Linked DNA regions of Homo sapiens: region 2 is linked to region 1. The links are chromatin loops, found by intact Hi-C in ENCODE. Cell type or tissue: PC-3. All regions are shown on one strand.

What was found. Peaks named below come from ENCODE experiments on the same cell type or tissue, not always from the same donor. Only the 100,000 strongest peaks of a DNase experiment are listed, where the experiment ranks them.
Region 2: it touches region 1 in a loop (3-fold over the local background); 1 of 110 quality-filtered maps calls a loop at or near these places.

What each region holds. Positions count from the first base shown.
Region 1 is chr1:215,785,226-215,790,225 of GRCh38, forward strand. It overlaps USH2A (usherin), which reads right to left. Exons shown (of 72, transcript NM_206933.4): 51 at 4,834-5,000; 52 at 1,445-1,649. Among named protein-coding and RNA genes, the nearest start is that of KCTD3, 220 kb to the left of the region's middle. In PC-3, no CTCF peak of the experiment used is centred here; DNase peaks (open chromatin) are centred at 626 and 1,976; H3K27ac peaks cover 359 bases; H3K27me3 peaks cover 774 bases.
Region 2 is chr1:215,707,465-215,712,464 of GRCh38, forward strand. All of the region lies in intron 61 of USH2A (usherin), which reads right to left. Among named protein-coding and RNA genes, the nearest start is that of KCTD3, 140 kb to the left of the region's middle. In PC-3, CTCF peaks have their summits at 3,090 (motif pointing right) and 3,295; a DNase peak (open chromatin) is centred at 3,087; H3K27me3 peaks cover 980 bases.

The DNA of each region.
Region 1 (5,000 bases):
AACAATGTGCCATAGCAGCACAGGGACTGCATTGAGGAAAAGAATCTTGACCTAGGCCTTGAGTAGGATGATAAAGGAGGACATTTCAGGTGGAATAACAGCTTGAAGTGCATTTGGAGCACTCTGAAAGGAGCTCCTGCACCACGTGGAGTCTTCAAAGTCTGTCCCTTTTGATGATGGCATTATTTGAATATGTTTCTTTCTCATGGCGAGTAACTTTTACAGATCTGACCCTCAGTTTCCTCATCTGTTAAATGACCATATTTATATGATTGCTTTGTTGGTAACTGAGATAAGGTTTTAAAGTACCTAGTGTAGAGATATACCTAATGTAAATGACAAGTTAATGGGTGCAGCACACCAACATGGCACATGTATACATGTAACAAACCTGCACGTTGTGCACATGTACCCTAGAACTTAAAGTATAATAAAAAAATTAAAGTACCTAGTATAACATTGAGACTAAATAATGTTCAATCAACCTTATCTCTGTTCCTTTCTTCCCTTCCTAATCTTCCTCCTCTTATCTTAGTAGCCTGCCTTACTTTCTGCACTCTTGAGGTTAGCCATTATTGCCCCTTGGTTGAGTAAAGCAGACTGATGATTCATGATGGAATGGAGCAATGTTTTGCTTGTTTATTAACCTTAGCTTGCTCAAATTATGTCACTTAAATGGATTCTATTGAATCAAGATGATAGATGATACACACACACACACACACACACACACACACACACACAAACTTGATTTTTCAAAAAACAAGAACACATTTTGTAGGGACTTAAGTAAATGGATGAATAACACAAATTTAATTGATGGCAGAACTGTTTTAGAGATAATTCTAAACTTAACAGTGTTTCTCACACAGCTCAGCCAAAACTAAGCATAACCATTTTGGACTAATTCAGCAGGGCCAAGATGGTACATAGAAATTAATATTTACAATAACTGCAAAGGTTATTCTTTTGGAGATGACCAGCCATCTTGGAGAAATGTCATGCTTGGGTTTACCTCATCCTCAGAGTAGCACTGTTAGGTTTTATTATTAATCAGACAGGTTCATCCTTCTTTCTGCTTAAGAGTATAGCAGTATTCATTCAATGCATTCAGTGGAAGCTGCATTGCAGCTTTTGAAAAAGGAAATTGGATTTATTGTAAATTAACTGGATATAGCAGTAAAGGTCACAGATATCTCCACAGATTTACCTTAATATGGAATACAACCTTGTTTAAATAGACTTTAACACATTTTAAAGTACTGACTTTGAATACATCCAGATTATGCCTTTAATTACCTTGTAACTAGCTGGCCTCAAAGTATGATGGAATGTACTGATATCAGTTTAAGGAGAGTTGATGTCAGAGTGAAATAAATCTGCATTTTCAGCAGCTTCTCACTAACCCCATTAAGCCATGGGCAGACAGCTTGCTTTCTGTTACCTGTGTAAGAGTACGTGTTTACACTCCCTGTATGAATGGTTTCTTCGGCAGATGAACACATTTCTTCAATTGATGCCTTCCCTGTGGAATTGTGAGACCCTCTTATCACAGTGCAAATGTGGCTGGTAAAGTTGAAGTCACACCTGCCACAATGTTCTGTGGCTTCCATAGATGCTGGGCAGAGGATCCTGCACTCTTTGGTTTCCTGAGTCAAGTGGCAGGGGTGAGAGAGAGAGGGGTATTTAAAAATTTCATTTAGACATACATAGGGTAGGCTTTTGTGACTTTCAAATGAAATTTTTCCTCCACTTACTTGATGAATGAATATTTCAAAATTTATAAAAAGAAATGAAGGCAGTTTGTATACTAGGAAGAACAATGACTTTGAAATGTCACAAATTGGGATTAAAATTTCAGTTTTGCAGCTTCCCAGCTCTGTAACCTTGAGCAAGTCACTTATGTTTTCAAAACCTCAGCTTCTTCAGTGGGGAACATGGAGACAAAATTTACTACCAAGGTTTGTTGTGTGACTCAAATCATATAATTTACCACCAAGGTTTGTTGTGTGACTCAAAACTGATAAGTCTTTAAACTTAGTATACACACTACAAATATTTTATTTTTGCTATTTGATACTTTCCTATGGAATTTTAGAGAAAATAAAGAATGTGATATTTGAGAATTTACACTTCCTGTGTTGTTGGGGAAGTTGGTCCCATTAGAAGTATTACTGATCCAAGTTTTTAAAAATATAAATGTTTCATGAACTGTCATTGTAATTATAATTATTTACGCTTATAAACATTTTCTCTGACACATCTCCAGATTTTTTATGGTTTTTGATAAGTACCACTTTGTTTTAATCCAAGGAAATTAAATACTTAATCATCCCACACTACAAGAGCTATAAGTAAGGTAATAGTTTTATAATGTGGAGATCTACTTTGCCTTTCCTTTACATAAGTAGCATAATGTATTTAGAATACTTTTTGCTATTAAAATTGATCTCCATTCAGCCTCTCTCTTACATAAAATAAGTTGAATTATTCTTACCAAGTTGATCAAAATAGTACATTCAAAAATATATAGTGGGTCTGGGCGCAGTGGCTCATGTCTATAATCCCAACACTTTGGGAGGCGGAGGTGGGTGGATCACTTGAGGTCAGGATTTCGAGACCAGACCGATCAACATGGCGAAACCCTGTCACTACTAAAAAAACAAAAATTAGCTGGGCTTGGTGGCGCACACCTGTAATCCCAGCTACTTGGCAGGTTGAGGGAGGAGAATCGCTTGAACCTAGCAGGTAGAGGTTGCAGTGAGCCAAGATGACACTACATAAATAGAATCCCACTATATATATATGTGTGTGTGTGTATGTGTGTGTATCTATCTATCTATATCTATCTATCTATCCTCTAAAAGCCCAACTAAATGACAGTAAAATACTGGTTTACGTGTTGAAAGTCTAAGAAAAAATGGAGAAAAATAATACACACAAGACAGTGCATACCTTTTTGGAAGCTGGAAAGTAGATGAATGTGGCAGAGACAATGCAATGTGCTCAGTGATGTCCATGTTTCCCTTTTCTCTCTGGGAACATGGGATGTTGAAACCTGGCTGCAGTAGGAGAAGCCACCTGACTAGATATGTCTGTGTGACTAGTGCATAGAAAGGATGTACTCTATATCCAGGTAGGAACTGTCTGTGTGCAATTGTCCCCTCTTGCGCCTTTTCCATTATGATCCAAGGGCTGCATGAAGCATCACAAGATGTAAGGGGCTTCGGTTCTAGAGATGTTACTTGGAAGACAACTGCCTAACTCATAATGAATTGTAATGTAAAAAAAAAATTGCTAAGAGAGTAGATCCTAAATGCTCTCATCACAAAAATGGAAAACAAAATGCAAAAAGAAACCATCCTAACTTCCACATAGAGGTTCATTGTCATGAAATTTTAGAGGAGCAGGATAAAGAGAACATCTTCAAGAGCTTTCATAGGAAAAGAAACATGGTTACCAACAGAGAGATAGGAATCAAAATATTAATGGAAGCTTAAAACATGCAGAAATGCCTCAAAATTCTGAGTAGACATAATTTTTAACCTGGAATTGTATATCAGACCAAACTATCAATCCTGTTGGAGGGTAAAATAATAGTATTTTTATACATTAAGCTTTTAAAAAATTTACCCTCCATACATCTATATACAAGAAGATAATTCTCCAAATGGAATGAAACTTGGAATCCAAAACAAAACAAAACAAAACAAAACAAAACAAAAAAACAGGGGAATCAACACAGGAAAGAGGTAAAAGGAATTCCTGAATTGATAGCTTAGGGAAGACCGAATGGGCCAGCTATGTAAAAATCCCATGGTGATCCATTCCAGACTGGAACAGGATATAAATGTCTCCAGGTGGTAGGTCTTCAGAAAACAAAATGAAACCTACAGACTGAACATTATTATGTATACACACTACTTGATTCAGCATGGAGAAATATTGTCCTCATTAGAATAATTTAACCAACCTTATGTGTTATCTTAATCATTCATTGATACAAAGTGCTTGCAGGGCTTCTAACAATCTCATGAGTTATTTTACATCCCAAAGTGTACAAAGTGTATGTGGTCTACACAAGGACTGTGTAGTTGCCTCATTGAACAAGCGTCCTTCCATTGTCTGTGACCAAGACACCCATTTTTAGTGGTCTTATAATGACAAATTACTACAGAACACGGTAGCATGTTTATTTTTAAAGTGTCCATGGTCCTTTCCTTAAATTGATAGGCTTCTGGTATCCTGGGTCAAGTTTAATACCCACATACATGACATGGCTGTGTACAAACCATCACCATACAAAAACATAAGCGATTACACCCAGAAGCCTATTCATTCACTTTTGACACAGGCATTTGCTCATCTTGCATTGTCCAAGGGAATATGATATAAATGCAACTAAGCGAATTTGCTGGATCTAAGGTCTCTATCAAAGGAAAGTGGTGGATGATGGCTGGCGGGCTAGGGAGAAGAAGCGGGAATTTCCTCCTGCCTCCATCCACAGTGCTCCCAGGCATGAAATGGCACCATGCAGAGGCCCCAGACGACCTGTGCTGGCTCTTTCAGTGGCACACAGACTTTCAGTCCTGCACTAATCTGAAGTGCTGGGTAAAGCTTCCCTGAGAACAGCTAATCATTATTAATTCCTTTAGAATTCATTGCAATAACATCAATCATAGCGAACTCATTCGGTATTAATATGGATGTAATGTGAAAATGAATAATGCACACAGGAGTTTTTATATTCCTATTTTAGAAAAATAGTTATGAACAATGTATTTCTCTTTCCATTGTCAAATCAGCGCCTCCGAGAGCTTTTCTATCAATTACCTTCATCATCATTCCAGTTGAAATCTTGTCAGAGCAAACATATTTCAAAGGATTATATCCAACTCCATTACAGCATTTCTGGCTCTTTGGAATAAGTTCAGTCTCACAGCATTTTACTGGCACCGGGTCATTCTTTTTAATATGTGCTTTAGACTCTCCACTGGAAG
Region 2 (5,000 bases), 78 kb before region 1:
CTCTGTGAAGTACCTGGCACATCACTGTCACTCAAGAAGAGTGCTCTGAATGTGATCCTTGGGAATAGGAACAGCTAAGGAAAGCTAAGGAAATGTGGGGTTCTGTTGATTCCAAAGGATAATTGTTTAAATTTGACTTTATAGTTTATTTAAAACTCTCAGCAAAAAAATAAAGCTCTGAGATTGGTTTGTGATCTGAGGGTTAAATCCACAGTCAAATTATGTCTTTTTCTGGCATGGTTCTAGGCACTAAATGGAAAGGAATAAAAGTAGAAAGTATGAACATACTGGATTTTAGGAACTGTAATCCATTAGGAATGTAAAACTCACCTTTCTGAAACCACTAGAGAAATACATGGGAACCAAGCACTGAAGGTGTATACACAAGAAATCATCATGGGTTTAGGTGGTCACAAAATACTCCATAAAAGGACAGGCTTTAAATATCAATATATAGGAAATTTACTAGCTCTGTGTGCTAGAAGAGTACAATTGCATCATTCAATGCAACATGTGAACAATTAAAACAAATTTAAAACTCATAGAATCTTAGAAGGGAATTTATAATAAGCAATTTGACCATCATATCTGAAGCAAAAATCCCAGAAGACAGTGGGAAGAAGGATGTGGAAGGGAAACATCCTTTTAAACTCAATAAGAACTAAAGACCAATTTGCAAAAGTTGTATTTTTTATAATGGAGACTCTGGAATCTGCTTTATTTTCCTCCATTGCCCTTAGCTTATGTATGGTATGTATATATTTTATTTCCTTATCTTGTTTATTGTCTTTATCTCCCCACTAGAGTAAGAGCTTCAAGAGGGAAGCATTTTTGTCTGGTTTATTCACTGTCATATACCCAGTTGGCATATATTAGATGCATACACATACTGACTGGATGAGTGAATGAATGAATCAATTAAGTTCTGTATCTGTCCTTGGAAAAGGAAGAATGGGAGTTTTACAGCGAGGAGCTAACAATATTCATCTATTTGTTTGCTTTTAGTGCAAAGCAGTGATCCCCAACCTTTTGGGCACCAGGGATCCGTTTCATGGAAGACAATTTTTCCATGGAAGGGGGAGGTGGGGATGGTTTTAGGATGAAACTGTTCCACCTCAGATCATCAGGTATTAGTTAGATTCTCATAAGGAGCACACAACTTAGATCCCTTGCGTGCGCAGTTCATAATAGGGTTTGCTATGTGAGAAGCAATTGCCACAGCTGATCTGTGGAGCAGATCTGTGCTCCACTCCTCAGGTGGAGCACAGCAAGAGGTGGAGCTCAGGTGGTGAGGCTCACCCTCCACTTACCTCCTGCTGTGTGGCTTGGTTCCCAACAGGCCACAGACCAGTACTGGTCTGCGTCCCCGGGGTTCTGGACCCCTTGTGTCAAGTGACATATTGTAGTTTATGGTTCTATGCTAAGGGGGTTTATGGATTATATTATCTGGTTTTAAGTATACTAACTTTGGAAACATGAATGGCTTTCAAAATTCCTAGAATTCAAATTTATGATTCAAATATAACACTAACAATACAAACATAAATGAAGAACAAATAAATGGCCAGTCTGATTCTCCTTCCTTCAAGCTCCTTATCAACCACAGCATGAGGTATAAACATGAATGGTCCAATTGTATTTGATCAGAAGTGTCAACAAAATTTTGAAATGATCAAGAACACTCAGGAAAGAGATTGACATTCAGCATCATTAATGATTAATCTTTCAGTGTGTATTGTGCCTTGAGGTATTATTGATAGTAGTTGCTCATAATAAAATATTTTCTTGATAATTTTATCTATTTCCACTCCTTTAAAAATGTCTATTTCTATAGTGTAAATGATACTATTTAACTAGTACATATTTTATAATTTACAAATAAGTAAATATACATATTATGCAGATGTGTGCTCCCCAAATTATTATTTCTACAAGTGAATATTCTAAAAAGTTTGGAGATCGCTGACCTGTATTAATGTTCTTCCTTCAGCAAACCTATTATTAAGAAGAAAAACAGAGCAAAATCTTTTTCCTCTTTGAAAATGAAATTGAGTTTGATCACAATGATCTGATGAATAAAGTTCTAAAATAAGAGCACAAGTAACTCACTTAGGTTGTTGCCTTGTAATGGACAAAGTCCAGTAATACTTTTTGGAAGATAGATGCTTGAAGATAATTTGTAAAAAAAAAAAAAAAAAAAAAAAAACTCATTCCCTTGACTAATTTCCCAGTGGGAAGTGCTGACTATTATTGGTAAAAATGATACCTATGGTCATTGCCCAGATGGCTCTTTGAAGAATGTAGTTGGAGACAAAAGCCCTATAAAATGTGTATGTCACAAAATCATACTAAACCTGTATTGTGCACTGGGGCTATTTTAACCAGTTACACTGTTTCATTTATTTTATTAATTCTTTTGACTATTTCTAGGGTTGAATGATTTGATTTAAAATCTCTGTTAAGCTTAAAGGCTAGAGTGAAGAAGACCGATGCACATACAAGTGATTGGGGCAAGGTATAAAATATTTACACTGCCTCTCACTGCTGTGTTACTTACAAGATTGCAAGTGATCAGTTACACTGAAAAAGGTGCTGTATTGGGAAGGAATCAAGAAGCTATGGGTACATAGGGAACTCCCCATCCCAGGGAAGTGATGTTCAGTTATCACAGTGACTGTCATTTTAACAATTGTGCAAGTGCATCATTCACTGTGGGTGACTAGAAACAGATGAAGAGGAGCTGAAAAATGGAAGAATTTTCCTTGTCTCATGTCTCTCTGATAACGAGGCAGACTACAGAGCATGAAAGATGAGGGCTGCCCAATTCAAACCAAAGCACGTAGCCACCATCTGGGCATTTTAAAAGTAGGACACATGAAATGCTCAGATGTATCCCCCAACAGGGTGCAATAATACAGCAGTAAAAAGAAAACTACAGTGAACTATGGCTACTTCCACACTTGCAATCATTCTAGTACAAGCAGGGGCAAAGATTTTCCAAAAACTCTTTCTTATGTACATCTCAACTGCTCATACGTTTAGCTCAGGGTCTTAACAGTCATGCGTGGTAAGTAAACATACCCAGTAGAGGGCGCTCTCCTCATGGAAAGGAAAGGGTCCTACGGCTCTAGGTGGAGCACTCAATTTGAGGGTTCAAAAATAAAACTACTCCTTAGACTACAGACACTAAAAGCATCATTTCCGTTCAGAAACATTTACAGCTGAAACAAATATTGACTTTTAAAGTGATATATTTGACATTCAAGTGTGTACTCAATTGAGCCATTTATTTCAGTTGCTGCCAGATGTAGACCCTTAATTTTCTGAACGAGAATGACTAAATTACTCAAAAGTTAGAAAAAAAAGAACATTAGCATGTTCTTTTTGGATCTTTGAAGGTAAAAGTTCAGAATTTCTTATTTCTGGAATAAGAAATAAGAAATTTCTTATTTGCTGGCTCCATTTCTTCTATCGGCTTCTAGATCCTCAAGGCAAGCAATCTACTAACACTGCATAGTAAGTCACTGCTGCTTCAGTTTAACATCCCTCAAGCCCTCGCTTTCTTCCAACTTCTTCTGATGTACGTTTTGCAATAAGAGAGATAATGTTATTTACAGAAATCAATGGCAGACATATAGAAGCATATAATCTTTGAATGCCCGCAAAATGAAATGCATGAATTAAAATATTGAATTCATATATTTCAACTGAATTTTAATTATATAGATAAGGAGTATTTTATAATCCCTTCTTAAGTTCTTTCATATTTGCAAAAGTGAGTATTCATAAGATCAAGTCAATTTACAAGGTTTTCATTTCCTGTGTTGCGACTTGGAGTTGAACTGAGAGACAAATAAGGAAGGCAAGCACAGTGCTTGTTGTAAAAATGCAGCATCAAAACACCCTAATGATACTTATAATTGCTAGAAGTAATTTAAAACTGTCTTTCTGCTTTAGGAAGGAATGAAACTCTAAGGAAATACAAATGAGGGAATTGAAGAGAACATATTTTAGGAAGAAAATGTATTCAAAGAGAATCTTTCCATTTTAATTTCCTCATGTCAGTAGAAATTCTAGATACATTTAACAGGAAAACTCCTCAAGACTTTTTTTTCTGGAAATCCCTAAAGTTTTTCTGGGGGGTCTCTCCTTATGTATCATTTTTTATTTTACTCCTTGCTAAGAATTCTTATTAGTCATTCTAACCATTCAATTTGTCCTGCCTGTTTTGTAATGAATAAATAGCATATACTGTTAATTGGCCACCTGAGGTTCAAAGAGGGGAAAAATGGAGTTGATGTCTGCACACTGTAATGTGCTGACAACATATTGACCACACTCTATTTCACAAGATTTAAAATCAAGCTTCCTCACCCTATTCACACTTCCCTCCCTTTGCTCCATTCTTGACTGTCTGTGGGGCTAATATAATTTTCTTAAAGTGATTTATTTCTAACAGATGCGATCACCCAGCCACAGGGACCTGGATACACAAATGTCCCCTAACAACTTTAATTTCTGGATATAATAAGCATATATTCCACTAATAAATAATTATTGCTCTGTTAAAAACGAGACACCAAGGCTTGTGGCGTGATGACCAGGTCTTCCTAGTCAGAAAGGACAAAGAGATGGACTCTCTTGAGGCCTTTAGCGACTCCCAACCCAAATATGCTATCATATTTCTAAAATGTGGTAGGCCAGGAAGGAAGAAAATTGGTCACAGTTTAATGTGGCCCAGTAATATTTAGAAAGCTACTTTTAGGTACACATTTAGATTCTTATAAATCAGATATTAAACATGATTAGGTAAGGAGGATGATAGCATAGGTCCTGGTATAAAGTTTATAGGACAATCTCAGAAGAGTGATTTGTTCTTTCCCTCAAGTTCTTTCCTGCCTCTTTTAGCATCTCAAGGGTGGATGCACATGTGTGTCCTCATCGCCTTTGCTGTCAGCAGCACTGTCGTTTTTGAAGGCTGGTGAGTTGGCCCTCGGCAG